Linked DNA regions of Homo sapiens: all the other regions are linked to region 1. A link is an interaction called in ENCODE POLR2A ChIA-PET data of the cell type or tissue named here. Cell type or tissue: MCF 10A. All regions are shown on one strand. Links, peaks and the distances in the headings refer to the core of each region. The heading gives the core; the rest is flanking DNA. Region 1 has its middle 43 kb from the start of MIR6072. Region 2 overlaps LINC02662 (long intergenic non-protein coding RNA 2662). Region 3 has its middle 60 kb from the start of LINC00700. Region 4 overlaps LOC105376346 (a long non-coding RNA gene). Region 5 overlaps ADARB2 (adenosine deaminase RNA specific B2 (inactive)).

Region 1 (6,560 bases), core at 1,101-5,100:
GATTTAGAATGGTTAAAAGGGAAACTTTAGCCAAATTAAATTTAAAAGAGTATAACTGAACAATGAGTGATTCATGAATCAGGCAGCCTTCCCAGCCAGACTGGGCTCAGAGACTCCAGTGCAGCCACAGGGTGGAAGAAGATTTTTGGACAGAAAAAGGAAAGGAAAGGAACGTACGGAAAACGGCAGCGAGGCACAGAGACAGCCACACGGGTTACAGCTCAGCCTTTACCTTATTTGAATGGTCAGCCCCCTTTAATTGGCAAAAATTCAGTGATTGGCATAAGCATAGGCTGTGGTCTGTCTACATATCCATTTAGGCTGTGGTTCACAAGGTACAGAGAAACTTTCAGGCCAAACTTAAAATATGTATAGAAGCCCCTTTAGGCTAAACTTGATTCAACAGAAACTTCAAAATATTTGGACCTGATACACGCAGGCAATATATCAAATAAAGATTAGGGAGTAACTGCAATGAAATATTGAACATATTTATTGCTACCATGAATGCCTTTCTCCTCAGGCTTAGCAGGGCGGCATTTGCCAAAGAGGAGACTGTGTGGTGTGAAGGCTGCTGGACCGAGAGCAGCACAGACGTCAGTTTGCAGCAATATCAATGACAAAGGCCAAATGGGAGAGCAGGGCAGTTGGCCATTTGGGGTACATCCAAGATGGAAAAGCTCAAGTAAACGTTCTTATAATTATTTTCAAGATGTGGCATTAGTTATATTTATAATGCCACATCTTGAAAATGAAATATATATAACTTAAGTGCATATTCTTTGAAAATGTGTATTTATTTGAGAGAACCTACCTGTTAGGTCTTTCATCACCAGTTTCTTAAGACTTGTATTATATTTTATTTCTTTTCTAAATGTTTTACTTGGAACCTGACAAAATGAATATAGTATAGTTAATGCTATATAAATACTTACTGACTTACATTGAAAGAAACTGCATTTTCATTTGTGGAAACATTTCTTCACTTTTGTATGACAGAAAAGAAAAATCAGGGATAGCTTTTTCTTTTGTTTCTTTACTGAGACAGGGTCTTGCTCTGTCACCCAAGCTGGAATTCAGGAGTGTGATCTTAACTCACTGCAGCCTCAATCTCCTGGGTTCAAGCTGTCCTACTTCCTCACCCTCCCAGGTAGCTGGGACTACAGGCTCATGACACCATGACCAGCTAATATTTATTTATTTATTTATTTATTTATTTATTTATTTATTTATTTATTTATTAGTAGAGACAGAACAGAGTCTCACTATGTTGCCCAGACTGGTCTTGAGCTCTTGGCCTCAAAGAGTCCTCCTGCCTCAGCCTTCCAAAGTGCTGGGATTACAGGTCTGAGCCATCACGCCTGGCCACTGGCAGCTATTTAATGCTGGGTAAATATGTTTATCACTGTCACTCCATCTCAATTAAGGCAATCTTTTGCTCTTTCATTTCTTTTTCTCAATTTGGAGGAGGAGAATTAAAACCAAAAATTAACGAGGACAACCACCTTTTCAGTACTAAGGTGAACAGATTTGGACAGAAAGAGGAATCTCAGCTTATCCACTGCCCCGAGTGATGTTATCTTAACATGACAGATGTTTTTTTCAAACTTTTCATCACTGCCATTCAGCTGTGAGAAGAGAATGGAACGTTTTGTGAGTCGGAGGCAGTCACTGCTTCTCAATGTCTTTTCAGAGGGCTCCTGTCTTTCTGGAAGCTGAGTGATTACCGCTGAAGGCTCTAAAGCGCATGCTTGGTCTTGGTCATTAAGCGAGAGGGCTGGGCGACCTCAGTAATTAAAACGCTCGGTCCACTTGAGCCTCGAGGGCCTCCTGCAGCCAGTGGTGCTGGCCAGACTTCTCTGAGCAGGAGGGAAGGTTCCAGCTGAGAGAGGTTTTTAAAGTTTAGCTTAAAAACATGCTTGGAGCCTCTGATCCCACCAGGTGGTTACTTGTCAAATATGCTTTGCCACCATTAGCTGACCTGAGAAATAATTTGTCTGCCCTTCAAAAGAAATTAAGTGAAAATCCAGGCTTTTCCAGGCAAGGGAGAGTAGCCTGCAGGACCAGAAAAGAAAATTATCACCTGCCGTGGCCACTGCGCTTCTCCTGCACTCAAGGAAATACCAACTTTACGATGCCGTCAAAAGTCAGCTTTTTTCTCTCTACATTTTAGCGTAGGAGTTGATTCTTCTTTATCTGGAAAAAGGTTTCTGAGTTTTTACTTTATGCTTAAAAATTATTGATTAAAAAGGCAATTAATTAATTTTTTTAAAGTCACGTTCTTCAGCAAAGAATTATCCTAGTAACTATTGTAGAAATATTCTTGAACATGAAATACCAAAAAGCATCATTCAATTTCCAGTAACATTAAAACAAAGTTAACAGAGGGAAATAGGGCACAGGCCTGTGGGGTAATTAATGAATATTTATTGAGTCTTGTGTGGGACAAAATGGGGAAAATGAGATGTGTAAAGTTCTCTCCACAAGGTGCTTACAGACAAATTTAGGGGAAAAAGGTGAACACGCGGACATAATACTCATCATACAGGAGATAAAAAGAAATGACTTAGGCAAATAGTGAGGGCAAGGGAGTCCCTCAGTAAGGTTTCCTTTTCAATAAAAAGCAGCCCCCAAATAATTTCTTTTCTAACAAAAAACAACCTGTAAAATCGAGCTGTAAACATAGATAAGCAAGCTGGACACTTGAAGGGTGAATGCCGGCAGCTATGCTGATAAGAAAGGGGCTCCCTGGGAGCCAGGCATGTTCAACATGGCAGCTCCATCTTCCCTTTTTTTGGCCAATCGCGTGCACAGTAAGGAGAAGACAACAGGGCATTGGCCAATCAAAGACCCCATTTCTTCATTTGCATAAGAAAAGATTAAGGTGGGGCACCAGCTTCCTCTCACGCTATGTAGAGGTCACACGTGGTCCAACCAATCTTTGGGCCCTATGGAAATCAGACACCACCTCCTCAAGCCAGTCTATAAAGTCCCATGCACTTCTCTGTGGGTTGGAAGACCCACTCAGGCACCTCTCTCTCTGCAGGAGAGAGAGCTATTCTCCTTTCTCTTTCTTTTGCCTATGCAACCTCCATTCCTAAACTCACTCCTTGTGCGTGTACGTGTCCTTGATTTCCTTGGCAAGCTGCAACGAACCTCTGATATTACCCCAGGCAAAGATGCCTCTTCACTGAGAGTACAGCAAGTTCTAGGATACCACGATGATTCATTCACCATATACAGATTTGCAGGCCAGCCCAGTTCAGCAGAGTCAGGGGATTTTCACAGAGAACGTAGACATGAGCATCTTTCCATTGTTAAGTTTTCCAAAAACTTAAAGCAAAAAGAAGGGTTTGTCAGTGCAAGCTATTCTGCGTAGCTGCCCAGCATCATGGGATTTAAAACCAGGCCATAAGGAATACCCAAGCCAGGTGCAATGCCATCAGCCTGTGAACCCCAAATATCTAAGACAGATCTCAGTCAATTTAGAAAATTTATTGTGCCAAAGTTAAGGATGCACGCCCATGACACAGCCTCAGGAGGTCCTGATGACACGTGCCCAAAGTGGTCAGGTAACAGCTTGGTTTTATACATTGAAGGGAGACATGAGACATCAATCAATATGTGTAAGACGTACACTGGTTCCATCCAGAAAGGAGGGACGACTCAAAGCGGAGAGGGGGCTTCCAGGTCATAGGTAGGTAAGAGGCAAACAGTTGCATTCTTTTGAGTTTCTGATTAACCTTTCCAAAGGAGACAATCAGATATGCATTTATCTTAGTGAGCAGAGAAGTGACTTTGAGTTCTGTCCATCCTTGTCTACAGGGAAATTCCTCGTGAGGGAGGTATGTAGCTTTCTTATCTTAGTAGCTATCTCTTATAGGAATAGAATGGGAAGCAGGTTTGCCCTAAGAAGTTCCCAGTTTGACTTTTGCCTTTGCCTTAGTGATTTTAGGGTCCCAAGATTTATTTACCTTTCGCAAGTCAAAACATCCAACATCTCCAAATCAAGGGAGAAAGCTCTAAAAAGATGACCCTTAGAAATCACCCCATGTTTATTCTACAATATTCTAAATCCTTTATCCCAGGCTTTGAGGAAAGACATTTGTCTATACCATCACATACAGAGCACTGAAGCTGTAAACATGTTAACAAGACCAAATGGGGAGGGCCAGAGAAGGAAAATGATCCTTCCCAGGGCAGCGCAGCTCAGGGCTCCTCTGGAGAATTGAGCAGGGCTCCATCTTCAGCACTTAATTGGGGAATTGACATTTCCACAGCAGTGTGCACAGGCAGAGGCAGGGAGCCTTCCCATCCCAGAGTTTCTAAAGAGCAGTAAACATGAAGAATTGTTTTCTTAACATATGCAAATTCTCTTTCCCTCACTACGCTTTGTTTGCCTAGGTACGATTATTACACCTGATGGGACCCTATCATTTATTCCTTCAGGGAGCATTTGGGAAGCCCCAGAATGAATATATCAGTGCTAGACATAGGAAGATCAGCCACCATCTGTGCCTTCAGTTAACACAGGGGCCCACATGGCCAACACTTCAAGGAGCACTTCTGCATAGCAGTTGAAGGCTGTATGGAGGCGTCATGCAGGTGAGGAGTCAGACAGTTACAAAGTGCAAAATTAAATGGTCTAATTTAAAAATTCATATTATTTGCAACAGTGTGTGTTTGCTGTATAACAAGATCTCAGGGGTATACAGCAATAACCACTCATTGTTCCCAGACATCTTGGTTGGGCTCAGGTGGATGGAGGACATGGTTTGTCTGGGGCAGCTGAGTTCTGCAGTCTCTCACCCTGGGCCTAGCATTTTGGGCTAGCCTAGGCATGTTCTTCTCATGGTTATGGGGGATGTGCCAATAGGAACCTATGAGGCTGGGCTGGGAGTGGCATGTCTGGCTTTCCTCATTCTTTCCACCAAATGCAGTCACATAGCTGATGCAGGCCTTGATGCAGAAACACACCCTACTGATACCAACAGAAGACAGGGAAATACTGGGTAGAAGAGAGCAGTTCACCGGCAAAGGCCCCACCCTCAAGCCTGGAGACCTGCAGCCCTAAGTGGGAACAGGCATTTCCGTTTTTGTGCCCAAGAAGTTGCCTTTTGGCCCACCATGCCCCCCATTCTATACCCATATAAACCCCAAACCCCTGGCTCCAGAGGCAGATGAGCAGGTGAGGAGATGAGAAGACAAGCAGGCAGACAGCGAAACAACGTGGCAGAGAAAGAGAGAAGAGGAGGACTGTCTGAACATAGAGAGGAGTCTGGCTGTGAGCGGTTGGAGAGGAGTCCAGCCGCTAGATGGCCATTCTCCAGGGGAAGATCATCTTCCCACTCCATTCCCCCTTCCAGCTCCCCATCCATCCCTCTGGGAGCCACCTCCAACCACTCAATAAAACTCCCTCATCGTCCTTCCCGTCCATGTGTGATCTGATTCTTCTGGGATGCTGGACAAGAGCTCGGGATACAGAAAGCTGTCATACTGGTCCTCTGTCCTTGCAGAAAGGCAGAGGGTCTGCTGAGCTGGCTAACACTCACGCCATCCCAGGATGGCAGGGCTAAAAGGGCATGCCCACTTGAGCTCCTGCACCTGTCCATCTGTCTGCTCCCCCCAACATCAGGGGCTAGAGCAGCAGCTGCCACTGAACAGTCAAGCCACACCCCTGTCACACATCCTGTGAGGGGGATCAGGGAACTCTCCCATTTCACACCCATTGGTGAGAGGAAGTGCAAACACACAGAAAAGGGGGTGGAGGTAGGGAAACGGAGAAGGGGGCCCAATCGTGCATATAGCACACTGTGTGTGGTCAATTTTCTTAATCAGAGTCATGAAGAAAACATCAAATCACACGTGACTGCTTCAGCACATTTACTTTATTTTTAAACCAGTGGCAAAGCCAGGTTGATGTTGGAAAGCCAGTCGGCCAACATCAAACAATGTGGAAAAGCTCCTTGAGATGACTCTGTGTGAAGAACTCACAGGGGTGGGAAGTTGACACTCTATGGTAAACCCACATGGGCCAGAGATAAGAAACCCATGGAAAATGCATGTTTTAAGATTATTTTAAACAAAAGCTGCTATTCTTTGCCATTTGCTGTCAGCTCCTGGGTCACAAAATGGAAGGCAGCTCTAACAGCTGTGGAAGTAGGCACACGTTTGACTGAAGAAAATCCACATCTTCTGCACACACAGGCTGGAGGACACACCGCCCTCTTCAAACATACAGAATTACAAACTATGGATACCATCTGCAGTGTTTAAATTCCAAATGAAATGTCATTTTTCCCATTTTTATTTGAGTGGTACTGGTTTAATACCCAAATTTATGTCTGCAAGACATGGTTAAAAGTTCAGAACACCTTTAATTCACCTTTTATTTGCATCGTTAGCATAAATACTCTTACTGTAGAGAGAGGATCTTTCTGAGATTATACATAGTGATGTGTTGAATTATTAGACTAAGAACAGGAAACCTTTAGGCTGACTGTGAAATCAAGGCAGGAACCACGCAAAGTCCCCTCTCCTCTTTTTAAGATAATGGACCT
Region 2 (6,560 bases), core at 1,549-5,548, 54 kb before region 1:
AACAAGTCGCTAAGATAATTATTTGGGAATTCTATTTAAAGACTATCTTTTGAAGAAGTGGAGATCTGACTCATAAGTTGTTTTCTATACAGCATCGCATTAAAGCCTCAGGACTGCCTTAAAAAGACAGGTTTGGAACTTGCTGACCTCTGGCAAGCCCTCTGTAATCCGTACCATGCTCAATTCTTTCACCGAATTCTAGCACCCGAGGAGCCCCTGTCGGAGCAGAAGGTCTGGGGTCGTTGCTGACCGACCGACAGCTAGGGCGTGGTTGAGGCAGCTATTTGCAGGTTCCACGAGGACCCTGCTTTATGGCATCTGTAGTCTCTGCCCATCCAGTTCCAAGACCAACTTCACCACAGTCTAAAAGCGGAGTTTTGATGAAATTGTATTAACCAAAACCCAACGTGAATTCAATTTTAATGTCCTTTTTGCAGAATAAATATTCTGACATATTCTTCAGTAGCACAAATTGAAGTTTTAAAACTAAGAAACAGGAAAACCACCAGTGTGTTCTGAGTAAGGACAGCTTTGACCCAACTTATCTCATCAGAAAGGCAGACATCAGTGACTCAGTGGTCTCGTCAGAAAGCTGTCACTCAAATTCACTGGCACTCCTGCCATTTTGCCCAATACTGAGGGTTCCACAGGGTTCATGTCACCTCATGAACTAACAACAATTTAATACTGAAGAATACGAGGAAATAATGTTCACATAATATCAAATTATAGCCACAGGTTCAAGCATTCACTGAAATGTCTTACTCTGTTCCTAAGATTGTGTTACTTCAAGTTTATTAGTGTTTTGTTTATTCCATCATCTGTTAGCTCCCTGCAGCATTTTTAGAAGGTACCAAATAAGAAAAACGTGGATGAAGATGGAGAAAGCATACAAAACTTTTACACACTGGTTTGAAGGTAATACTATTTATTTTGTTTATTGGTAAACACCTTAATCTAGTTCACTAGCCACTAATGGTCTGCAGAAATAGATTGGTGCAAAAGTCATTGCGGTTTTGGCTTTTTTTTTTTTTTTTTCCTTTTTTGACACAGAGTCTCACTCTGTCACCCAGGCTGGAGTGCAGTGGCACGATCTCAGCTCACTGCAAGCTCTGCCTCCTTGGTTCACACCATTCTCCTGCCTCAGCCTCCCAAGTAGCTGGGACTACAGGCACCTGCCACCACGCCTGGCTAATTTTTTTATTTTTTTTTTTTGTATTTTTAATAGAGATGGGGTTTCACTGTGTTAGCCAGGATGGTCTCGATCTCCTGACCTCGTGATCCTCCCGCCTCAGCCTCCCAAAGTGCTGGGATGACAGGCGTGAGCCACCACACCCAGCCGGCCATTACTTTTAATGACAAAAACTGCAATGACTTTTGTACCAATCTAATACATTAGAAATAGCCATTTCTGAAAGGTAAATATGTAGGTTTCACGGAACAGACACTGTGTGGCATGTGGCATTAGGTAGCATGTGCTTTGCTTACCAGCTTGTCTTAACAATCAGGTGAGGTGACCCGGTACAGGCATCTGCAGACTGGCTTCAGGACTAGGCAAAACACCTAATGTCTTGAAGCCTCACTTTCTAGATCCTTACCTGCTAAATGAAAAGGAAGCATAGTATGGGAATCATAGATTTTGTATGAATTGCATGGAGAAACGTGAAGTGCTTAGCAAAATATCTAATATAAGGTAAGTTTCCAGCATGTTTTAATAAACTCATAAATCATCTCACAAAAATTGATATGCATGTTACCTTTACAAGTATGGAATAGTGGCTTAGGGAAGCAAATTGAGTTATTTAAAGTCCAACATGTAGAATATGACACCTAAAATCCAATCGAGGTCTATGCACCTGCACAGCCTCTGTTCTCTACACCATACCTCAGTGGTTCTCATAAGCATTCAAGGATTCCATCCAAGAATGTTTGAAATAGCCTGCAAGTTCCAATGGTAATCTGGTATATAGTTTCTTTCATAAAAAGAAAGAATATTTACTTTTGCTTTGATATTTTTTGCTAAAAAATGTTTTCCCTATAGTTTTAATTATAAGTTAATATATGTGACAGAATAATTTAACATCAAAAAATTCAAACATCTCAGTGCTGCAGACAGTACTTCTTAAGATACTCTTTGAATATTTTGATAATATTGGAAGCAAATATACCACACTAGAAGTGATTTTTAAGCATTGGAAATCGCCCCATATAGTAGCCTGTTGCAGAGAACAGGTGCAAATACTTGGATAGTCGGTGGTCTGCACCCAGCGTCAGAGCACCCTGGTCAACTGCACTCTTGGATGTGAAGTATATACAGATGCCAATCTGTGCCATATCTGCAGCTCTCTGACTGGCCAAGCTGCGACCACCTTCATCCTTGCAAGTCTGGCATTTCCCAGTGTTTTTAAAGCAATTATTACAGCCCTTGACAAATATAGGATCTGCTGGCCAAGGAACTTCATTTCTAAAACTCACACCTTCATTCCACACCTTCATTTCTAAAACTCACACTCAAACTCAACCAGCATAACCTTGAAGGCACTAGGATGTGTTTTGGAATCCCATAATAAAGACATTAACTTGGCGGAAACAGAGAGACACATTTGTGGCCAGGGGTGCTAGAATAAAGCAAGCTAACTCTGACTTCTGGGTTCCTTGCAGCCAAAAAGGGACTTCAGAAAAGCCTTCTCTTATAACTCCATGTTCAAAATTGTCCTTGAAAATCAAGGCAACAGCACCAAGCCTTCAACCTATTCCTTTTTAACGCCTAAAATGCAATTATTGCCCATTGTGCTATTTTCAAGCAGGTGATAAAATATCTGGATACTCAACATGTTCACAAACCCCAAACTGATTATCCTGCTACATTTTTTTTTCCAAATAATATACAGCAGGCATAAATTTCGTGTTGAAAATTTCATTTAACAGCATCTCCACATATTTTACTAATTTGTGTTGACTTAGAAGAACACGTGATTGTTGTGATCCTTGGCGACCTTGGTATACCACTGTTTCATCAGCGAGTTAAAATTTGTAATAATTTAAAAAACATTTCAGAAGCAATGTTCTAAGATACGTTTTAATCTTGGTTACGCTTTACTCTCTCTCTCTTTTTTTTTTTTTTTTTTTTTTTTTTTTTTTTTTTTTTTTTTTTTTTGAGACAGAGTCTTGCTCTGTTGCCCAAGTTGGAGTGCAGTGACATGATCTCGGCTCACTGCAACCTCCACCTCCCGGGTTCAAGCGATTTTCCTGCCTCAGCCTCCCGAGGAGCTGGGATTACAGGTATGCGCCACCACGCTCGGCTAATTTTAATATTTTTAGTAGAGACAGGGTTTCACTATGTTGGCCAGGCTGGTCTAGACCCCCTGACCTCAAGTGATACACCCACCCCGGCCTCCCAAAGTGCTGGGATTACAGGAGTCAGCCACTGTGCCCAGCTGCATTTTACTTTTGATTTTGCTGCAAAAGATAGTGAAACTTTGAGACTTTTAATCTAAGCAGTTGGCCTACAAATGTAGAGCTACGTCCTTCAAATGCCTGAAAAGACAATTTTTTTTTTCCTTTTCATCAGTTCAGCTGTTATCATGTCTGTGTTTACTATTAACATTTCTGTTTTAAAAGCCAGATCTGGAGGATTTTCATGACTAGTTTAGATCTGTCACTGGATCCTACATGGAATAGTTGTGCAATCCTCGCTGAGCTGCTACTGGCAGCTGTCTTTGGAACAATGTACAAATGGAAACTGCTTAAAACAATAGCCTGAAGCAATTACATGCCAATAACCGCTCAGAGACTACCACACCTGCTTTCCATCCATCCTTATTAACAAGCCTAATTCAAAATCAGAATTGATAGGAAGTAAACTAACCATTACCAGCTGGTACATGCAGATGTCTAAACAAATGTCATTGAGGTGGGAAACCTGGATTTACTATAACCTGCAAATATGTGCGTTGCAAGTTCAGAACCTTTTTTGCTCCATCGTGTTGGAGCCAAGATGATTTTATGTTCAACGTGCAAGCGTCTACTTTCTTCTGGAGTGAGAGAAGGAACATTTATAAAGCAAATTGATCTGTGCAAATCAAGGCTTTTCCTATTTCAGGAACCTTTTTGTATTCCTGATCCAGTCTCTAGAGATAAACAATTTTTAGCATCCCATCTTTGATAGGGGTCCGGGAACAGACCAATTTAGTGTGTAAAAACAGCGTTAATGACACTCATGATCTTCCTAGCTGTGAGGAATGGCGCACATTATCTGCAGAAATAATGGCATATGTGAGTATTAAGGCTGTGTTAAAAATACTCACAAACGTATCTATCATTCACGTTTCAATATGTTCTCAACTGAGAACAGCCTTCAAAGACAGACAGAAGGGAATGCTATCAAATAGTCCTCCTTTGCAGCTCACAATTGGGTTTTCGCCAGGGCAAGCCGTTGTACATTCCTTGAAGTCAGGTGCTCTGCTCAACAGAAGGTGTGCTGAATAACGTTACAGGCTCTGTTCCCGGGAGACGTGGAAGGTGAGAACTATGGAGGGGAAAGGGCAGAGGATCGAATGAGAGCGCATGGGTCAACCACAAACCTTTCCATTCTTTACAAATTGGAAATCTTTTAAAAAATACTTTTAATATGTTAGACACTTTTTTATGAGAGGAGTAATTTTGTTCTTATTCCATATGGTTTCAGAAGTGAAGGATCACCAATATTAGAAACTATGTGTGCATTGTGTGGGTGCACCTGCAACTGCATAGTTTTTATTCGGTGTAGAACAAGACACAAAGTCTTGCTCCAAAAGTCTTTAAACCATCAGAATGATGATACCAGATCATAGTGATTATATAGATAGCCTATTATAATTAGTTAATTCTTTAAATGTCTATTTTACAGGAAAAGTGAAAACACAAAACAACAGTATTTAGAAGTGAAGAGTTATTGACCAAAATGCTCATGGGGGAAAAAAACCAGAAATGTTAACAATGCAAGGACTTAGAGAAGCTGAAAATATTGCTTTTCTTCCTGATGGCTTATGTTTGAGGAACTGCCTCTTCTGGGAAGCCTTCCCTGGTTGCCTCATTTAAGAGCAAACTTCTCCCTCCTCACCATCACTATTTCTCTTGCTCTGTTTAATTTCCTCCCTCATCCTCATCACTTTCTGAAGCCAGATAAATGTTTCTTTTGTTTACAGCTGGTTGATGATGAGTCTTTCCCACTAGAAGATAAACAATATGATCCCCAAAAATCCCCTTTCTAACACTACATCCCTAAAAGCTAAAGGAAAACCTGAAAACAGCCATTCAGCAAAATTAGGAATAAAAACCAATACAACCCCCAAATGCTTCTACAAACTCATTGCTATCAATCAATGGATCTTGTTTTGTACATATTAACAAACAAAAAAGGGGCAGAATCTTTTTTCCTGCTATGATACATTTTTCACTTTTTAAATGCTGTAAATCTCATGCCAATTAGTTTTAGTGCATGTCATTGATCAAGGGTTAAATTGAAACTGTGGCTTCTCCAGGGTTTTCGGCTATTTTTTGGAGAAAAGCAATTTCAACATTCTGATGAGGGCTTTGCCATGCGAATTTGAGAAACTTTTAGCAACATTGATTACGCTTTTTGCTTAAATCTGGACATGCAATTATTATCATTTCAACCATTTCAACAGAGAGGATTATCACGTTGTCAAATCCATTATTTTTATAAACTATGAGTAATTGGTAATTAGTATACCATAACAATAATTATTGATATATAATTTTTCAAAAATCTCAAATATTGCTAAATTGTACTGTAGCTAAACAGAAAAGTGTTTAGTTCCATACATTTCACAGTAATACCGTTTGACTAAATCATTTAGAACTCTTTAAAACTGAGATCAGTAAGGACATCAGTAACAAATGGTGAAAAGTACTACAAATATTAAGTTGATTTTGATGTTATTATTTGATATGGTTTGGCTGTGTCCCCACCCAAATCTCATCTTGAATTGTAGCTCCCACAATTCCCACATGTCATGGGGGGGACCCGGTGGGAGGTAATTGAATCATGGGGGTGGGTCTTTCCTGTGCCGTTCTCATGATCATGAATAAGTCTCATGAGATCTGATGGTTTTATAAAGGGAAGTTCCCCTGCACAGGCTCTCTTGCCTGCAACCATGTAAGACGTCCCTTGCTCTTCCACCATGATTGTGAGGCCGCCCCAGCCCTGTGGAACTGTCAGTCAATTAAACCTCTTTCCTTTATAAATTACCCAGTCTCTGGTATTTCTTTATTAGTGGTGTGAGAACAGACTAATACCATTAAATCTCTTAAAGTAATTCACCTACCTTTTTATAGTAATAAAAATGATGATGACCATGATGACAATAAAATAACTAACACCGCATGTGTCAGGGTCTCTTCCAAGCACTACCTGTTGCTGTGTATTTTTTGACACAAAGTTGGCTATATGCATGTGTTAAGGTGTGCTTGTGGGTGCAATTGGTTTGTGATTATTGGCCAAGATCAAATCTGTGAGTCATCTGTTCTAGGGTACCTGACTTAATAAGGCCTTCCAA
Region 3 (6,560 bases), core at 953-4,952, 170 kb after region 1:
GGAGCTGAGAAATGGACCATCTTCCCCTTATGACGGGGACCCAGGCAAAGGGGTTTCTTCCTGTGGTTATTACTCAACATCCTACTGAACGTCCTGTCTAGGGCCTCAAGAAAAGAAAGCCACACACACTGTAAAAAAGAAATTAAACTGTATTTGTTCACAGATTATACGATGGTTTATGTAGGAACTCCCAAAGAACTGACCAAAACAATAACAATTCCTGGTCTAATAAATAATATAATAATGTTATAGGATACAAGGTTAACATACATAAGTCACTTGCTCTTCCGTCTATCATCAATATGAGCATTTGCAATTTGAAATTAAAATCACAATATCAATTACAATAGCAGAAAAATGAGATACACATGTATAAATCGAATGGATTATGTACAAGATCTGTATCTAAAAACTATAAAACTCTGATAGAAAACAATAAAGAAAATCTAAATAAATGGAGAGATACTCTATTTTCATGGACAGGAAGATTTTTTGTTAAGATGTCAGTTCTTCCAAATTTGATGGATAGACTCAGTGCAATCTCAATCAAAGTCCAAGTGAGTTATTTTTTGGATATCATCAAACTGATTCTGAAGTTTACATAGAAAATCAAAAGGCCCATAATCGCGAACAGAATATTGAAGGAAAAGAACAAAGTCAGAGAAACAACACCAAGCAACCAACTTTAAGACTTAGAGTAAACCTGCAGTAATCAAGACAGCTTGGCATTGGTGAAAGAACAGACAAATTGACCAACAGAACAGAACTCAGAGCCCAGAAGTAAATCACGCTAACACAGTCAAGAGCTCTTTGACAAAAGAGCAAAGAGCACAGGTAATTCAACAGAGAATGGTTCGTCTTTCAACAAAATGGTCCTGGGAAAATTGAATGTTCATATGAGAAAAATGCAAAACTAGAACATTCATATTTCAAAATAATATCAAAATGTGTTATAGGCCTAAAAATAAAATACAGAACAATAAAACATTCAAAAGAAAACTTAACAGAGTATCCATAAGATCTTGCTTTGGTCATGAGTTTCTAGATCCAACACCAAAGGCGTGATCCACAAAAGAAAAAAAATGACAAACTGTCCTTTTCTAAAATCGTAAACTTCTGCTCAGTAAAAACACTGCCAAGAGAATGAAAAGACAAGCCACTGACTGGAAAAATATTTGTAAAACACATATCTGATAAAGGACTGGAATCCACACGATACAAATAGCAATCCAAACTGAGCAATAAGAAGACAAACAACTCAATTAAAAATGGGCAAAAGTTCTGAACAAACACCTCACTGGGGAGGATAAACAGGGGGCAAATGAGCACATAAAATGCAGTCCACAGTATTCGTTTTCATGTCATTCCAAATTAAAATAAAAAAAAACTCCATACCTACCGTCAGCTAAATCCAAAAACCTGTCAATAGGAAGTGATGGTTTCAGAACAGCAGGATACATTAGATTTCTTCTTTCAACTCCCAAAGTGGTGGTTTCTGTTTCACGGAATCATCCACTGGCTGGTCCTGTGTAGATCATATAAATTGGAGCTGCTGACCCAAGTCAGAGTTGTCCTAAAGTTATGTATTTCTTTCTTTTTTTTTTTTTTATAAGATGGAGTTTTGCTCTTGTTGCCCAGGCTATAGTGCAATGGCACTATCTCAGGTCATTGCAACCTCTGCCTCCAGGGTTCAAGCAATTCTCCTGTCTCAGCCTCCTGAGTAGCTGGGATTACAGGCGCATGCCCCCACTCCTGGCTAATTTTTGCATTTTTAGTAGAGACGGGGTTTCATCACACTGGTCAGGCTGGTCTCGAACTCCTGACCTCAGGTGATCTGCCAGCCTCGGCCTCCCAAAGTGCTGGGATTACAGGCGTGAGCCACCACGCCCAGCATAAAGTTATGTATTCATATAACAAACATGTCTTGCAGATTATCTTCCTAGTGAATATAATATTGGTAGAATATCACTATGTTAATTTCAAAACTTTATGAAAAAAATTCCTCTTAATAAATTATTTTGGCCTGTTTTATAGAAAAAATATATTTACATCTCCTAAACTCAGTACATTACTAACATGATGAAATGTGAGAAATATCTTGAGGTATATTAAAAATAAAATTGGCCGAACATTGCAATCATGCTTTTACATTTGGAGAAGCTAGTTAAATGTCCACTAAGGATTATGTCTCTTGAATTTTGGTGATGCTGAGAGACCATGTTCTTGCACAACAAGCAACTGTTTGTTAGCAAAATATATGTTTTAAATGATTAAGAAGATATTTTAAGCATCTTATCTCCTAAAATAATTGCTGGTTATGTATGGCTGGTTTATTGAATTTCATTTATACTGTACGTCAGTCATTAGGGGTTTAGGTTTATATGCAATGTATCATAATTTCACATTTAAAATGATAGGAAAAAGCCCCTCAACATATTCATGCAGAATCTCACCTTTTCAGGAATAAATATTGGCTCTATAACAAAAAATACACTTTATGAGGACATAGCTGTACTATTGCTATCACTACTAATTTTTCACAGCTTGCAAAGGACAACTTATTTCTTTTCAGGTTCATTTTGTCTCAACACATTATTTCTAGTTGATCTTTTCAGTAAGGATATAAATATTCTGAATGTCCCAGATTAAAGTAAGAATCATGGATTCACCTCCTCCCTCCCTGCCCAGTTCAAGTCAGGCCCACAGCTTAGCATTCCTTTCTCCTCCATATCAGATATCTCAAATGCCTGTAATAAACATTTACCCTCTGGCAATGCCAGCTTCCGATTTCATTTCTTGCTCCAATTTTAGATGACGTTTATTGAGTTGCGTTATCTACAGAAAGGAGTAACTGTAGCAGGTATTCTTTTCAAAATATTTGCCCTGCCTTATTTCTAGAAATGGAAATCTTTCCTAATTGCTTTAAAAACCAACATAGCAGTTTCATTAACTTGAGTTTCACCTTCCCCTCTGTGATAATCCCACTTCAACACTCTGCATCAGACAGTGAATGCCCTCTCATTCTTATTCTCCAGTAAGATTCCAATTCAAAGCTGTTGGTTAAAAATGCCAACATATTTGGCTAGGGCTAGGAATTTAAAATTCAGACATCATCTCCTATTAGCATCATAGCTGGTCTGGGTAGCTCATCTCACCCCTCACATTTAGGCTGCACCGAGGCTTCTCGCCTACTCCTATCTTTGGCTGGGACACCTCTTCCTTCAGTGGCTCTTGTGTTCCAGCAACTCAGCTGCCCCCATGTACACCAGGACTCAACATTGCCCATCTAAAATTTATTTTTAATAACTCACCAGATTCCAAATTCATTGTACAAAATTACGATTGTCAGGTGATGTTTCTTTCAGGAGAATAAATGATAAAATTCAAGAAATATGTATTAAGCAACAGTTCTGTTAATGATCTATTAATTGCCCTGAACACTAGAAAATAATTTCAGGGCGAGATTTGACCTTGAAGAGCTGACAGATTTAAAGGATCATTTTAGCGCATCATTTATATGCAGTTGTTAATAGAAACTAAAAAACACATTTGGAATCAGTCATTTTCAATGATGGCCATCCAGATGATTGAGAGTGTGCGAGCAGGATTGTTCTGAAAATGAAATCACCTGGGATGACCCAGACCACATCCTCCTCTCCTCCCAGCAGCTCTAGTTTCTCCAGCACGTCGTCCTGCGACGCGCCATCTTATTCATCACCGTTTCACCCCAACTTTTTTTTTTTTTTTTTTTTTTTTTGAGAAGGAGTCTCACTCTGTCTCCCAGGCTGGAGTGCAGTGGCGCGATCTCAGCTCACTGCAACCTCCGCTTCCCGGGTTCAAGCAGTTCTCCCGCCTCAGCCTCCCGAGTAGCTGGGATTACAGGTGCATGCCGCCATGCCTAACTAATTTTGTGTTTTTACTAGAGAAGGGGTTTCGCCATCTTGGCCAGGCTGGTCTTGATCTCCTGACCTCGAGATCCACCCGCCACGGCCTCCCAAAGTGCTGGGAGTACAGGCCTCAGCCACCGCGCCCGGCCTCTCCCTTTCTTCCGCTCATTTACAGCAGTACAAAACGCGATTATTTTCCCAAAGTCTGGAACTCACTTCGCCCACTAACTAGGACCCTGGCTTTTGCTGTGCTGTGCAGGACGCCTCTCAGGGCCACCTGCACCTACTGTCTGCGGTTTGTCTCCCGAGTCACCCTCCGTGAGCGTCATCTCCACCTAGCCCCTCTCCTGAGGTCACTCAGGCCTCCGCATCGCCACGTCCAAGGGGACATCCCGACCCTGACCTCCCTTGTCAGGGAGGATTTTACAGACAGTCCTTACGTCCTTCAGCGCTTCCTTCCTCCGTGTTCCAAGAGGCCACACGTGGCCCCTGCAGCCACCGCCTTGGCGGAGCCCACTCTCCTCCCGAGCCCCTTGACGTTGCCTAACCCGAGTGCCCGGGCTCCAGCCCCTTCTTTCCTCTGAACACGCCCTGCTGTCGCAACCGCATCCAGCCTCGAGGCTTTAAATAAATGCCGGGTGTCAGGGCCGCTGAGTAAGACAACAGGCCGCAAGGACGCAGCAGAGGACCCTCGGTCGATTTGCTGCGATGGAGTGAGCCAGCGGTGAGGCCTGAAGGCCCCTGTTTTATTTTCCCCTCGGAGCAGAGGCCGGGGAGGGTGCTGGGTGTCAGCACAGAGCAGAGGGCCGGTCACGGAACTGGGGACGGAGCCCTAAGGACGGGGCCTGATTTTATGGCTCTGGGAGTCCCAGGGAGGGAGAGGAGACGCGCTGGGAAAGGACCCCCTGAAGAGGCCTCGGAGTGGAGGTGTTGGGCCAGGGGTGCGGATAGGGGGTGCGGATAGGGGATGCGGATAAGGAGTGCAGATAAGGGGTGCGGATAACGGGTGTGGATAAGGGGCGCGGATAAGGGGTGCGGATAAGGGGTGCGGATAGGAGCGCGGCCGCCAGCGGGCCTGATCCTTACCTGCCGGCTCCATCCGCGGTGGACCCCAGGGCTTGGCTGTGCCCCGAGTCTGTTGTGGGGACGGTAGCATCTCCAAGAAGTCTTCCAGGAAAACCTTTGTCATCACACAGGGTTAGGGCTGAAAACCACACATAGGTTTTTAACCAAGAGCCAGGCTTTTCATCCAGATATTGAAAGACTTCCCAGTCCATCCTTATATATCCAGCGGCCTGCTTGGTTCTTCATTCTGATGTGTCCTAGATACCCCAAGCTGAATGTGCTCAAAAATGAGACCCTGCTGCTCGAATCCGGTGCCCCTACCCTCCTCCCCATTCCAGTTGTTGATACGCCCATTCTTCCAATTGTTCAAGCCAACATCTTTGATGGCTTCAGAAAATTCATGAATTTTCTCTTGTTCCCTTACGCATTCCCAATCCATCAGGACATCCTAGTTATTCAATATTTAAACCTTTCCCATGATCATCTCAGTCCTCACCAACTGCACGGGCCCCCGATGCAGGTCACCACCTTCTTTTTATAAAAACTTCCAACACAAATTGAACACTTCTTAAACACAAGTCAAAGGAAATCTTTCAAACAGCCATAATTTAAAAATCATGTATGCAAAACTTATTCAGAGAAAAAGGTGGTACATTAAACTAATGTGAATAGCGATCCCTGACTGGCATAGGGCACGTTTTGCAATTGTGCAGGCGTTTGATTTCTTTTGCTATCTTGTTTTTTAAGCCTCGCCTAGATCATAAGTATTCCACATCTGTGCTTTCTCCAGAGGCTTTTTATTTGTAGGTTGTACGAGGATTCTAATTTTTCCCCTCATCTTGAATAGCATGCTACCGTGGCTAACCGACTCATCAAGGTTAACCATTCTTCTTGCCACCTTCAAAAATTACATTCTTAGAGGAGCTGCACAACCAAGTCAGACACTGTGGGCAAATTTAATTAACTAAATGTCAGAGACCATAGTTGTTACAAATGACATAAAGGGTAAAAAACAGGCTAGGGCATAACCTTGAGAGACTTGTTATTGTTGCTGAGTGTTTTTAAAGGACTGTTCACTTGGGCATAATACTTTCAGTCCCAAGAGCGGTGAATAAAACCATGAATACTTCTATAAATAACAAATCACCTCAATTCTCCTGTAATTATCTCATGTTGAGACAACATGAAAGGTTAAAAAAAAATGAGTGGGAAGCTTTCATTCTTTTTTTCTGCCTCTGATTTTCTCTGGAATGTGAAGTTGTGCATTTAGCTGATCCCATCTTCGGTGAGGTTGCTGGATCAGCTGCAGGCTAATCAGTGGCCACATCTGGAGGGCCTGCACACAGAGCAGCCGCTCTTGAAAGAGCTACAAATCGTTTTCACCTTCCTCGTCCAACAGAGCCATAGAGAGCTGGATTGCTCCCTGAGCTAGGAGGATAAAAATATTTCCAACATCTTCCTCACTTGCCAAGCTCACCTTGACCTTGGTACTAAATATCTATGTGTGTTCCCATCTTGCTTTTGTGCTATGGCCACACCACGTGTTTCTCAACCATCCACAGGTTCTAGGCAGCATTGCCTGTTGGATATAGCACAGGTCTCATGTCC
Region 4 (6,560 bases), core at 1,722-5,721, 140 kb after region 1:
TCTATCAAAATCCAGTATAACAAAGTACACCTTCTTCTTAACAGGCAATAAAACAGGAAATAGGTGTTCTGGCTTATTCTTAAAGTTGTGGATTTGTAGCATCCAAAGAATCTTTAAAGTTCTGCAATTGGAAATGCATACCTCTGAACAATTAACCAGAATGCACATGTTGTATCTAATTTTATGTCTCTCTCATGAATATGGAAGAACCGTGAAGGATCACCAGCCATTGGAGGCAAACTTCCAGCAAGAAACACAGAGATCCAAATAAAGAAGCAGAAAATAGCAGAACTCAGAGTAAAGGGAATGAATGTAGATGACAGAATAACACTTCAAAACTCTAATCCCCGCAGAATCAGAATACTTTGATAAAGGAAGGCAGAGAACAAACAAAAGGTCTTGGAAGTTAAAAATACGTTAGTGGGAATTTAAAGAAACAAATAAAGATTTGGAAGGTAGAGTTGGGGCCATATCCCAAAATCGAAGAAAACATTAAAGATGTAGCAAGGAGATGTTAAAACTATTTTAAAGAACTGAAAAGATCTATTTAATTAGTCTGGAAAATATAACTAATAATATTGGAGAAAGAAATAATAAAGAGAGGAAAGGGAATCACCAATGATATCAGATGAAAAATAATTAAAAAGATGGAGTCGATGGATTTTCAGATTTAATGTATTAAGGCAAATGCATTTAAAGACTACTTACACGAAGGGCATTATCATTATACCCAAATACTAGGGATTAAGCTGATAGAGAGTGAAAAGAAAAACAAAAACAAGACTTAATAGGCAAAAAAATTTGGAATAAGAATGACATCCAATTTCTTAACAATACTGTAATCTAGAAAGAAAATGCAGAATGGGGTTCACAATTCTCAGGGCAGCTTATTCTCAAGTTAAAATTTTATGTCGGCAAACTAGTAAGAAATTATTAAGTTAATATCTGTAATTAGAACCATGCCTGACATGAAACAAGGACTTTTTAGTGTTTGATAAATTAACAGAATTGATAAGTAAAGGAAGACTTCTTTATACATGAAAGGTATCAATAATTATCTTCCATTTCTTCTTCCACTAGAAGCAAATGTGGATCACAGAACGGAGGAGCAAATCAATAAGACGAAAGACATTGGATCCTGCAAGTGTTGGAGCTTACACAGAGACAAAAAGCATCCCAGGAAGACACAGAGGGCTGCAGGAAGTTCTGTGCCTCGGGACCAGAGAACTAGCAAACTGGAGCCAGGGGGTTCGCGTTCCCAGGAGTGTCTTCTCCTGAATGAGAGACTGGGAACTGACAGATTACCTTACCGTTTTCATCGTATTGAAAAACATTTAAAAATATAGATTTGTCTAAAATGCTGAGATTTAATGGCAGATTTGTCTCACACACAAAATATGAGATAAAAGGAAAAAAAAGAAGCAATTAAAATATGCCAGGAAAAAAGGGGATTGACAACGCATAGTGGTACACAGTCACGCTAATGTAAACGTCACGAAGGATTTAACCAAAACTTATGACACGGCTAACTTGAGAATATGGGAAAAGAAGCTATTGAAGTGTGTATGTTTAGGCAGGAGGAGGAATTCCAAGTGCTTCTGTCTTCTTCCACAGAATGGATTCTATAGCTGTGGTCTATGAGTGCCTCAGTACCTGACAGTATAAGCAAACCACTGAGAAATCTGGAAGTGTGTTTTGTGCCAAAAAAAAGCACAAGTAAGACTTTTGAACGGCTTTGACTCTGGAGATCAGTGCAGGGTGTGGGAGTGACACGGAGGCAGCATGAGACAGCTTGCATCTGCAATAATAGTTCACTTTCAAAACTGTATTATGTTAACAGCCATATCATTTTTCTGTTTTTCAAAAATATTTTAAATATGCGTGGATAAAATTGTGTACAATAGTCAAACCTATGAGACACATGATTTTTGTATAATTCTCATCAAAATTCAATAAAATGGGTATTTAAATGCTTCACAGATGAGAAAATAGAATCCTGATTTCTAAATTATTTGCCCTGGGTCATTGACTTGTAGTAAAAGTGGACCTTATATAGAGGTTTTAAAATATAAGAGACCCTGATATCTACAGAATGCTCAGTAACACTAAATGCATTTTTAAAAATACAAATACTTGTGTTTGTCAATTGAGTGAAGGACTTGGTTTAAGTCTTCAGCGTCTTTGCATATAATCTCTGAACCCATTACCATGTCTGTAAAGTTAAGGTAATATAAAACTGCACTATCAACTGGAGAAGGATGGGAAGAGTGTAAAACGAGATTACCTATTTTTAAGCTAGTGCAAAAATTGAAACGTCATGTTCTGCCCTTGCCTGTGTGGTCATCCCATCCCCTAAAAGGTAGATGGGAAACTCGCTGCCATGCCCAAAACCTCCTTAAGGCAGTGGAAAGAGGCTTAAAAACCACAGACAAATGTGAGGTTTCTATTTTCATCCATTTGCTCATGTATTGAATCAGCACTTGTAAAGTGTTTGAACACTGCTGGTGTGGCATCTCTACTGCCAGCACTGACAACTTTCCCAGGTCCCTCGGAAAACCTCTGAAATGAAGGCAGTAATGATTCTGTTTGGCATGTAGATATTTCTTCACCAGGTAAAACCCAGGAGCTCTGATGCTGGGCATTTACTGAGTAACAAATCTACAGCATTAGCAGTGTGCATTTCCTCTTGCATCCTGAAGTATCTTTGCTTATGAAAATCTGAAGGCAAGAGGCATGGGTGCTTCTGACAGCAATCCCCTTTGCAGGCAAGTGAAGAATCCTGCACCTGCATGAACCCTATCTGCCTGCCTCTGCTCCGAAGCACCCGCTTCCCCCCATCTGCCTGGACTCTGCTCCGAAGTGCCCACTTCTTCCCATCCACCTGGCCTCTGCTCCAAAGTGCCCGAGTCTTGTGAATTTATATTTAACATCCTTAGGAAGGATTTTCTCACATCTTGATGCATAATCCTGATCACAGGTCATTCACTTTTAAATTTTATTGTGCCAGGAACTTTTCTGAGCATTTTACTCATTTATCTTAACAACAATTTATCTTCACAATGATACCCTAAGGCAAACATTATACTATCATAAAGAAGAGAAAATTAAGACAAAACACAGATTAAGTAATAAACCCAAGGCAAGCTAGCTAGTAACTGGGGGAGGTAAGATTCAAATGCAAGTATCATAGCTCCAGACCCTGTGTTTCTGGATTGTATGCCTTAGAAATAAAGAATAGTTAAAATGAGAGATTGGACAGCCTGTAAATATAAAGTTAAAAACATGCATTTATTATGCTGGAATTTGTGTGGGTCAGAAATCCAGGCACAGCTGAGATGGACCCAGGGTTCTTCACAGCTGTGGTAAGATGTAGACCAGGGCTGAGGTCTCATCTGAAGGTTTGCCTGGGGATGGACCTGTGGATAAGCAGATTGGTTGTTGGCAGGATGCAGCTGCTGCAGGCTGGGAACTGAGGGCCTTAATTCCTAGCGGCTCTTGGCTGGAGGCCATCCCCAAAGAGGATGTAAGGTGAGAAGGCAGTAAAGAGGGTTGCTAGCAGCATGGAAACTGCAATTTTATGTGTTGCAATCTTAAATAAACTATCACCTTTGCCATACTTGTCAGGAGCAGGCACAGATCCGACTTGAAGGGAGGGGTTGCAGAAGGGCATGAATTCCAGAGTGAGGCATCATCAAGGCCATGCAGAGGCCTTGCTGCCCCGCCCAAGCACCTCATTTTGAGGATAATATGCTGAGGACTAATAAGTGAAGCCTAAAAAGATGCAGTTAGCTAATCTCAAATAGCCAAATGTCTATGTCTCCTATTTATTTCAGAGTTGATTTTTTTTCTAATAGTTTAATGGGTTCCTCTTTCCAACTCTGCAAACTCTTGTGGGTGATCAAACGTTTATGTGAAAGTAGCAAAACTAAGGTGGTAGTAGACATGTGAGTTTAAAAATAATAGGCTGGAGAAAACTTTCCTATAGCACTCAGGGATTTCTCACACTCACACATGTAGACAGGACAGACATGTGATCCTGCCCTTGTGTACCAGGCTTTTTGTTGTTGTTGCTTGTTTTTTCTTTTTTCCCCATTGCAGCAGCTTTTTATAGGTGTCAGCCTCAAAGAGAGTTATTATATCTTCACTTGCTGGCCAGGCGAAATCATTTCAGTTATACCTCACAGTGTCTGCCTTACCTCAAACTTACTATATCTATGAGCTCATATAAGTGCACTTGCTGTAGAAGCACAGCCTGTACTCTTCAGCCCCACAAAAATGCAATCATGGCTTCAGGAAATAGATAGTTCTATGCATGTCAGCCTCTCCTTATATAATACTCGAACCCAGCAGGATTATTTCAAATACACACACAGAAACATTTATATGAAGAATTAGATGGGCTTGTTTCAACAATAAAATCTTTAATATGACAAGCAATTGATTACAGATGCATCCATTTAACTGTGCTCCAAAATATTTGTCCTGAGGAAGGAGTCTGTGAATTCACCAAAAAGACAGAGCACAGCTGCCAGGAGTCTCCCAGAGATGTGATATGTCAGCCACCCTCCAGAACAGAAGGGCTATGCTTGTTGTTTTTATTCATGATCTTGTTACTTGAAATGAAACAAAATCACAAATACATAGACTTTCTAGGCTTAAAACAGGGCTGTGAGATTAGAGTATTATGGATTAATGTGCCCCTCTGGCTTATAAGAGCACAAGGCCAAATCCAGTTAAAAAAGAGAGAAGAGCAATCGTCCTCTGCTTGGGATAAACAAATCTGCTTCATCCATCTGGTGGGGCTCATATTAACACAAATCCCACCCAATAGGATTGGCCAATTTATTTCCAGTGATAAGAACAGCCCCACCTGATGCAAACCTGCTGGAAAAACATGCTGTCTTTTAGCCATATTCCTTCCACAAAGGAGCAGTACAGGGCATACAGTATAAAGACGGAAATGTTTAAAAGGGAAGAGGATGTTTAGAAACTCACCCAGTGCAGGAGAGGAGGGGAGGGTCATTTCAAAAGACGTCCTATAAATTTCAGATGTTTTTCTCACTCTGGGGTAAGTGATCGGAGATTGAATTGCTTCCTAGAGAGAAAATTCCACTCTGAGCTTACTTCTCTTTTCGTCTGCATTTATATTTATAAGAGGCATCAGAGTGCTGGGAAGAACTGAAGCATGGCTGAAAAGTTGAACAGATACTGTCTCCATATCATGGTTTAATACACCGATAAACTGACCATTGAATTCAGTCACCATTCAAAAGAAGAAGCTTGAGGAAGTGAGCACATCGAACCTGCCCTGATTTTAGCATAACACACACTTAGGAGACTCCAGAAAGATGGCAGAGGAACTGCAGCCTCAGGAAGCCAACCAACCCCTGCTCATGAAATTTAACTACCTTCAAAGATGATCAAGCCTTGGCCAGGCAAGCTGGCTCACGCCTGTAATCCCAGCACTTTGGAAGGGCCAGGTGGGTGAATCTCAAGGTCAGGAGTTCAAGACCAGGCTGGCCAACATGGTGAAACTCTATCTTTACTAAAAATACAAAATTAGCCTGGCGTGATGGCGGGCACCTGTAATCCCAGCTATTCAGGAGGCTGAGGCAGGAGAATCGCTTGAACCTGGGAAGCGGAAGCTGCAGTGAGCCGAAATCATGCCACTGCACTCCAGCCTGGGTAATAGAGCAAGACTCCACCTCAAAAAAAAAAAAAAAAGATTATCAAGTCTCATGAAGCATAAAAATGGCATTAATACATGTATAATACGTTAATACATTGAATTAGGAATATTATTAGATTAATATGTACAAAAAGTGAAATGCAACTAATTTGACCCCTAAATTGTAGGATATATTAGGATATTATTTTTTGATTAAAAAAAAACCACCATGATCTACCTGATTCATAAAATAATTTGTATTTTATTTTACTATAATTCTTGTTTGCCTACCCAATCACATCCAGAAACTGGCATGAAGAAATGGTTTGTTCTTCATAATAGATAAAGATATATAATAATAATCGATTAATTGATTTATTAATGTATAGCATTTAGTGAATACCTATTGTTTGCCAATCACTGGTTTGACAATAGGCTTCAAATTCAGCAAGAGAAATCGAGTCTCTGATTTCATCCTGTTTATAGTAAAATATGGGCAGTGAAAAATAAACTAGAAATTAGAGTATTAACTCCACTGCAAGGAGTGTGTGTGTGCACACGTGTGCATGTGTGTGTGAGTGTATGTGTGTCTCTGCTTACACATCTTTGAGTAGACTGAATTTGTTATATACATGTGTGTGATTCTCTATTCAAATATTTGTGCACTTAATTAGATTATTTGACCATTAAGAACTAAGAACTTATTATTGTAATGTAGTAACTACAGAGATGTGAAATGATTTTTAAACGCATATGAGTCTTTCAAGTTACAAACTCAAGTATGCAAAACATAATTTTTATACTGAATATAATGTGTACATTAACTCCCATTCCCCTGATCTTGCAGATTTTAATCTTAATTAATTCAGAAATGTCTGAATCAATTTGTGGT
Region 5 (6,560 bases), core at 955-4,954, 390 kb after region 1:
CAGACCGTTTCCTGTGTGCCCTCGAACCGTCACCAGGTCCTTTATTGCCTCTTCCAATAATAGAAATTATCCAGACAGTCAGCAGGCATAAATGTCAATAGCAAACAGTCATTCATTATGACCGAACGTCAGGACCACTGGGAGGGATTGGCCCCCACAACTTCCTCAAAAGGTTTTGGAGCCTTTGGTTTCAGAAGGGAGGTGATGTTGTGGTTCTCATTTACCTCTCAGCTGCTAAGTGTGCGCTTGCGATTCACTTTGTTGTTTGAAATTATCATTTTGAAACAGACCTGTTAGTGTCCTCCAAAGATAATGCCAACACAAAGTGGCATTGATATTGAGAAAGTCACCGGATTGAATAATGAATATGACTTTTAAAAGAGGAAAAAGGAAGCATCATCTTTACACTTGAAATGTTCACATTTCCCAATATTTTTTGATTAGTCTATTTAAATATTTAGAGTTGAAGAATGTGGAGTAATAGTTCGCAATAATGCATTTTATAAATATAAACAGGAGGAAAGTGTTGCCTTTCTCCAAATTCACTTGCCTTGCCAGGAAGCGTCAGTCATGCTAGCTTAGAAAGTATTCAATTTAGGGGGAAAAAGGAAATCTGGGGAAAGACTTCATTTGCTATAAACTTAACTTTAGCAATTCAAAATAAAACTCCTATAGCAAATATTTCCATACCTTGGTTATTTTGAATATGTCAAGTCCCTTAATTTTCATAGCCAAAAATTGAAGCGGGAAAGGGCATTCAGGTTTTGTACACTGATTTCTGTTACGAAGAGATTTCTGGCGTGCGGGAGAATTTCCCAGGGCACCTGCCGGCAGCTATCTTGATAGGAAAGTCAAATCAAACGGCTAAAGATTCAATTTTTGGGGAAACGTTAACCATGTAGATGTAACTGATCAAATTAAAAGGTAAAGTAACCAGCTAAGAGACACATTAAATAATTATTTGCATTTTCCTGGGAATTGATTACTTCATCTATGATACCTAGTTATTACAGATGCTGATATTTTTTATTTTATAAAAACAATGGTGAGTTTAAATTATGTTCTAATTGTCATGAATCTTAACAACCATAAATGAATAGAATAACCTCAATTTTAAGCTTATCTGATATTAAAACTCTATACTTGCCACAATTTAAAATCCACGTGTGTATGAGAGACTGTTAAGGAATTTAGTGTGGCTCTATTAGGTGCTAACTGAAGACACTGACAGAAGCACAAGGTAAGGGCTGTTCTTATGGGGGAATAAAGACAATTAAGATACATGCTGACCCTGTTGCCTGTCAGATGCGTATTTCTACCTAGTCTAAGGGACAAGAATCATTTTTGAAGATGCATGATAACTTTAATTTCCCAGTGTGGTGACATCTGGCTCCTTTTCTATGTGTGACTCTGAGAGTGACTTTGGCATGATATGCTTCTTATCAAAATGATCTGTGAGCTCTGAAATAAAGCATGCCGGGGCTACCACTGAAGGGTGGTCAGGACACAATACTTTCATTAAGTATAATCCATAGTCTTGGAAATGATATTTTTTTCTGTAGAAGTTATATTTTAGTTACTATGCCACAAAGGCAGCTGTATGTATCTTTAAAAAAAAAAAAAAAAAAAACACCTTCGTCACAGAATATGACTTTCAGGTATTATTTGGCAGGAACCTGTATTTCTCTCTCAAATAAACTTTAAAGAAGGTTCTCAGAATATGTCTCCCCACACATCAATCCTACTTCTGTTATTTTACTGGGACCTAGTGTTGTACAATTTTGTGTTTTCTGTGTTATTTTTCAGCAGGGACTTTCTTTTAGAAATTATTCATAAATGGTTTAAATTTTTTATGTAAATGAAAAATGCCAAAATTTGACTCTCATATAAGAGAAAAACAAGCTGCTGAAAAAAAAAAAACTATGAGAAGGACAGGGAAAATCTCTCTCATTTTTACATCGCGGCAAAGCAACGTTCATATCCCATGACACATGCCAGACACGTCAGTGTGTCCCGCGCCTGCCTCACTCAGAGGCGTTCGGAAAATAGTAGCACTTGGAGGTTATGGAGACTGTTACCTGCCATCACTAAATACCCCTGGAGTTCATTTCTCACACAGTACCAGGAGATTGCACTTTATTTTATAGTTCTTGGTAATTATGTACAACAAAATCCATATTATGTGGTTATATAGAGTAATATCTGCCTGTATTAGAAAATAGCTCAATGTGTACGTATTAAAAAAGGATACACTTTAACCAAAAAATAATAAAGAAAAAGGGTTTTTTTTGTTAATATCCGTTCAACCAGGTAGATTAAGAGGCAGAACTCAACAAAACAGTAGAGTATATAAAAATAAATCACTTTAAAATATGCCAATAATTCTCTGAACCCTGGAATAACTTCAGGGTAGTATGTATGAGGAATTTCTTAAATGTTTTTAGTTATTAAAACAGTGCATATATTCTGCTTTGTCTATCTGTTTTTCTCTCTTTTGTGAATGTATTTTTTTTTCTAAAAGAAGCTATGCATTGGCATGAAAGGCATTTTGCAAATGAAATATTTTTAATCTTCTACCCATTACTGTGTACAATGTGTAAAATGACTGAAGTTTCCAGAATTTTTCTTTGAAAAAGGCTGTTTCAAGGCAAACATATTTGGAAATAGATTGAGGGCCAATCCAAAATCAGCTGATTCCACAAGGTACATTGGAGGCTGGGGTTTTAGAAGCGGCGTGTCAATCTTCACAGAGTGGAAAGGGGAAGGGGCTTCAGGGGTGACTGGCCATGCAGGATCCGCAATCATCCGGGGCCGGTCGGGTTGCATTTGAGCTTTGGCACAGGACACCTCTTTGAGGCATTTGACAGCAAAATAAGTTATCTTGAAATTTAGGTATTGTTCTAGAGTGGTTGGTTATACAGAGTTTTAGAAACTTGAAAATACATTTTGAGCACGAGGTAGCTCTATAAAAGTAAAGCCATGACTCATGGGAAGGTGTGGAGAACGGGCAGGTTGCTGAATGTTGTGAAATGCAAATAAAAAGTTGGCAAAAGGAACAAAATAAGTCGAGCAGATGGATGGCAGACGCCGGCTTGCTGTGAAATGAAAATCCATGAAAAATTAATGAAATAGAAAGATTGTGCTGAGGATGAGGGCAGAGCGGCCGTGGGCTCCGCAGCCCCTGCAATGCTACAGTCGTCCCCGCCGGTGTCACCCTGGCTGGCCAGGGACACAGTCCTGCACCGCCGGCCGGAGCCCCACATCCTCCGCTTATCTCGCTCACTGACAGCTCAAGAGGAAGGGCTGGATTTACTGATAAAATCAAATTGATTCAACCGTTAACCAGCACCTAATTGTGTGGTGCTTTTTTTCCCCCTTTCTCTTTTTAAAAATTTTGTATCAGTGCCTCTGGTTTCTAGTGACCCATGTAATAACAGTAATTGGAGATTGCTTCAAGGGCATTAGATATGACGTGCGAGTTTGAATGTAGAATAAAAATATGGGATTCGTGTATCCATATCTAAACAGGGGTGACTCGGTTCCTGCAGAAGAACCATCTCAGAAGCGCATTACGTAAGGAAACATAGAAAAGGAAATTTTTTTTTTTTTTTTGAGGCATGAAAAGATAACTTATGCCCTAAAAGCATTTAATGTTCAATTTTAAAACTATACATCTGTATAGTATGATATATATACACACATACATATTATATATATACATGTATATTACTATGTATGTATGTATATGTATATACACGGTAAAAGCAGCTGAAACATTTGAGCAATTTTTATACCCCCTACTTCTTTTTCCAAAATAGTAGAAAATGAATGTCAGTATTTTTGCAATATGAACAATTTTGAACAACTCCTAAAACCAAAATTATTGTAATACTCTGTTTCTCATCATTTAAAAATATTATATCAAAACAGATATTGCAGTTTTAAATTTGGTTCTTAATTACTAGCTCACAAGATTTCTAAAAGGATAATTTTCCACATTGTAAGCAAGACTTTATAAGTGCTTATTGCCATTTTGAAACCGAATATACGAATAAAGGTGAATGAATGCCAAGTGAACTATGAAAAGCCTGGCTGCCCTTCACAGAATATTCAAACTACTGTGTGTTGATGCCGTCTCTGTGGTTAGGATAGCTCAAGAAAAGCAGCAGGGGCTGCACTCTGCCTGGTGTGTGGCCGAGAACCTGATTCGTGTTGTTAAGTATTTGCAAATAGAATGAAACTAAATTAACCTCTATCTGTACAATTAAAAGTTTTTTCTCCACTCAGAGAAACAGAGGCTGCTTAATACTTGATTTTTCAAAGGCGATTGTTTATTCCTAGCTTTTGATATAACTCAATTAAGAACATACCAATATCAAATAGAGACATTACATTCAAAAAGAGAAGAAACAATGCTTATAAAATTTTTGGTTCACAGGGACAGCTAACGTGCTCTGGTGAGACTTTAGAAAACAGGAAGGGAAGGGAACATTGAGAAATTTAGGACCTTGGAGCCAGAACTCCTCTCTGCTTGCATATGTTACTGTCTTAGTATCAAGACATCCCTGTTCAGCAATTAAAATTGGGCTTTTATTTACTCGTTTATTTGATTTAAAAGGAATGGAGGACGGGGCTATTTTATCTGATTGCTTGCCTGACATTGTTTAAGCAACGCCCTAGCAAACAGGGCTCGTAGGCCCTGAATCTCCATCTGCAAGTTTATGAGTGAATCCATTTTCCCGGAAACCACATCCAAATATTAGCAACTTAGAAACTGACATGTTTGCTTTTCAAGAGATCCACAATCTCCCTCCAGCCCCTAAAATTTGGTCATTTGCAAAGATAGCAGACTTTTCTGAAGAACGATCTATATTTGGAAATAAAGAGTTAATCTGAATTTCCCAGGCCCTCCATATGCACTGTGGATATTTAATCACCTTTTATTCTAGTCATAGGTATTGAGTAGGAAGAGCAGCAAAATAATTACATTGTATTATTTTATTGATGGTGAATGAATACAGTTAGTATCTAGTTTCTGGCAGGAAAATGTCTGGTAAGTCCTCTTTGGGTTATAAAATACATATATATTGGAATTTAGTATCATCTGTTTTAAATTACAAAAATGATCAATAGTTAACGTTCAGTTTTTTAATCTGAAAACATAGCAGAACAGATCATCTAAATTCCATATTTATATTAAGGAGGGGATTTTATACTTAAGAAATAGTGTCCAATAAATCATGCATTCCTATAAAAAAAGAAGAGTAACATGTGTGCTTAAGTTCGAAGAGAAAGATGATATAAATGCTCAGGTGACTTAGATTTTAAGGAAATTTATTTCAACTCTCTAAGAGGTGAAATTTTTGAAAGTTTTTTCAGCTGTGTACACTTAAAATTGTGGCATTCAGGTGGCTTCGTTGAGCTGCTTCCAAGGCAGAGGGCAACTAGGACCCTCGTGTTTGTGTAACTAAACAGCTAATTCAGTTCTGATGCAAATGGTCACACCAGCTGAAGCCTCACGCGGAAGAGGGCCACACTGTGTACAAGCAAAATCTCCCACGGATCAGAAAGAGAAACCCAGCAGTGGGGATGCAAAGGTGAAAGGGGGCAGTTATTATTTTTGGTGTTAAGTACCGTCTCACTCCTACGGATCTCTAACTCAAATCTGGCCACGTTCATCACTGCACGTCTTTTTAACGGTGCCAGCAACAGATCACTCATTTGCAAAACAGATCCAGGTTTCTCTCTGTGGCTGTTGTTTTGCCATTTGGATCATAAATAAAATGAACATTGCTCAGAATCTATTTGTAAACCCACTTCTCTAGGGCCTCTAATAGATGGAGTGAATCTTATGCCCAAATGATAGCTCAACACCTTCAGGTGATTTGCACATAATGGAAAGAATTCCTTTAAACCCCTTAACCAGGATGTGCTTTGGAGAATTTATCGATTTAATTAATCTGTGCTGCTCCATTTATTTGAGATGAAGTCTTTGATTCTTGTTTCCCACTGCCGACAGACAGAAGCTCTGCCTCATCATTTCCCTAATGTCTGATGTGATTTCTCAAATACGTCTTCTCAAAGGTGGTATTAAAATAGGATGGGGAGCTCAGTTCTCAGAAACTGGAGCCTCCTCCTACCTGAAAATGCTAACCCAAGTCAAATCTCTTCTTATGGCTAAAAACAAACGAGTAGAGGGTCCTTACTGTTGCTAAGAAGCAGGACTTGAGACCCATAGCAGGAGAGCTCAAAGCATATACCTAGGGCGCTGATAATGATTAAACAAAAAGCAGGTTTTATTAGTTTAAGTCCACCGGAAGTATAAAAATGTCCTCTCTTTAAAATAATTGCAATATTTCCTAAAAGTGTAATTGCATTTGGGAAAAAAATGCAATTTAATAAACATGACAGAAACATCAGTAGAATAGATTCTGACCTCCTCCAAACCCCAAGTCTGGCTGGGTTCACTCATCCCTGTCTGGAGCAGATGCTGTGCTTGCATTGGGCTTATAGCTGTGAAAATAGCCACATTCTTTAAGGAAGTACCTGCCCTCTTTGTG

Evidence for each region. ChIA-PET counts read pairs that join two places held together with the same protein. Peaks named below come from ENCODE experiments on the same cell type or tissue, not always from the same donor. Only the 100,000 strongest peaks of a DNase experiment are listed, where the experiment ranks them.
Region 2: POLR2A ChIA-PET joins it to region 1 with 5 read pairs; 1 of 35 experiments calls an interaction of 5 or more read pairs at or near these places.
Region 3: POLR2A ChIA-PET joins it to region 1 with 5 read pairs; 1 of 35 experiments calls an interaction of 5 or more read pairs at or near these places.
Region 4: POLR2A ChIA-PET joins it to region 1 with 6 read pairs; 1 of 35 experiments calls an interaction of 5 or more read pairs at or near these places.
Region 5: POLR2A ChIA-PET joins it to region 1 with 6 read pairs; 1 of 35 experiments calls an interaction of 5 or more read pairs at or near these places.

Annotation. Positions count from the first base shown.
Region 1 is chr10:2,116,170-2,122,729 of GRCh38, reverse strand. No RefSeq gene overlaps it. Among named protein-coding and RNA genes, the nearest start is that of MIR6072, 43 kb to the right of the region's middle. In MCF 10A, for the core only: no CTCF peak of the experiment used is centred there; DNase peaks (open chromatin) are centred at 3,179 and 4,869.
Region 2 is chr10:2,170,701-2,177,260 of GRCh38, reverse strand. LINC02662 (long intergenic non-protein coding RNA 2662) reads left to right here. Exons shown (of 5, transcript NR_184092.1): 4 at 829-918. Among named protein-coding and RNA genes, the nearest start is that of LINC02662, 16 kb to the left of the region's middle. In MCF 10A, for the core only: no CTCF peak of the experiment used is centred there; a DNase peak (open chromatin) is centred at 3,710.
Region 3 is chr10:1,950,736-1,957,295 of GRCh38, reverse strand. No RefSeq gene overlaps it. Among named protein-coding and RNA genes, the nearest start is that of LINC00700, 60 kb to the left of the region's middle. In MCF 10A, for the core only: no CTCF peak of the experiment used is centred there; a DNase peak (open chromatin) is centred at 2,775.
Region 4 is chr10:1,975,856-1,982,415 of GRCh38, reverse strand. It overlaps LOC105376346 (a long non-coding RNA gene), which reads right to left. Exons shown (of 3, transcript XR_930539.2): 2 at 4,996-5,095. Among named protein-coding and RNA genes, the nearest start is that of LINC00700, 35 kb to the left of the region's middle. In MCF 10A, for the core only: no CTCF peak of the experiment used is centred there; a DNase peak (open chromatin) is centred at 3,575.
Region 5 is chr10:1,729,367-1,735,926 of GRCh38, reverse strand. The region is part of intron 1 of ADARB2 (adenosine deaminase RNA specific B2 (inactive)); the gene reads left to right. Among named protein-coding and RNA genes, the nearest start is that of ADARB2, 4.9 kb to the left of the region's middle. In MCF 10A, for the core only: no CTCF peak of the experiment used is centred there; DNase peaks (open chromatin) are centred at 2,016 and 3,016.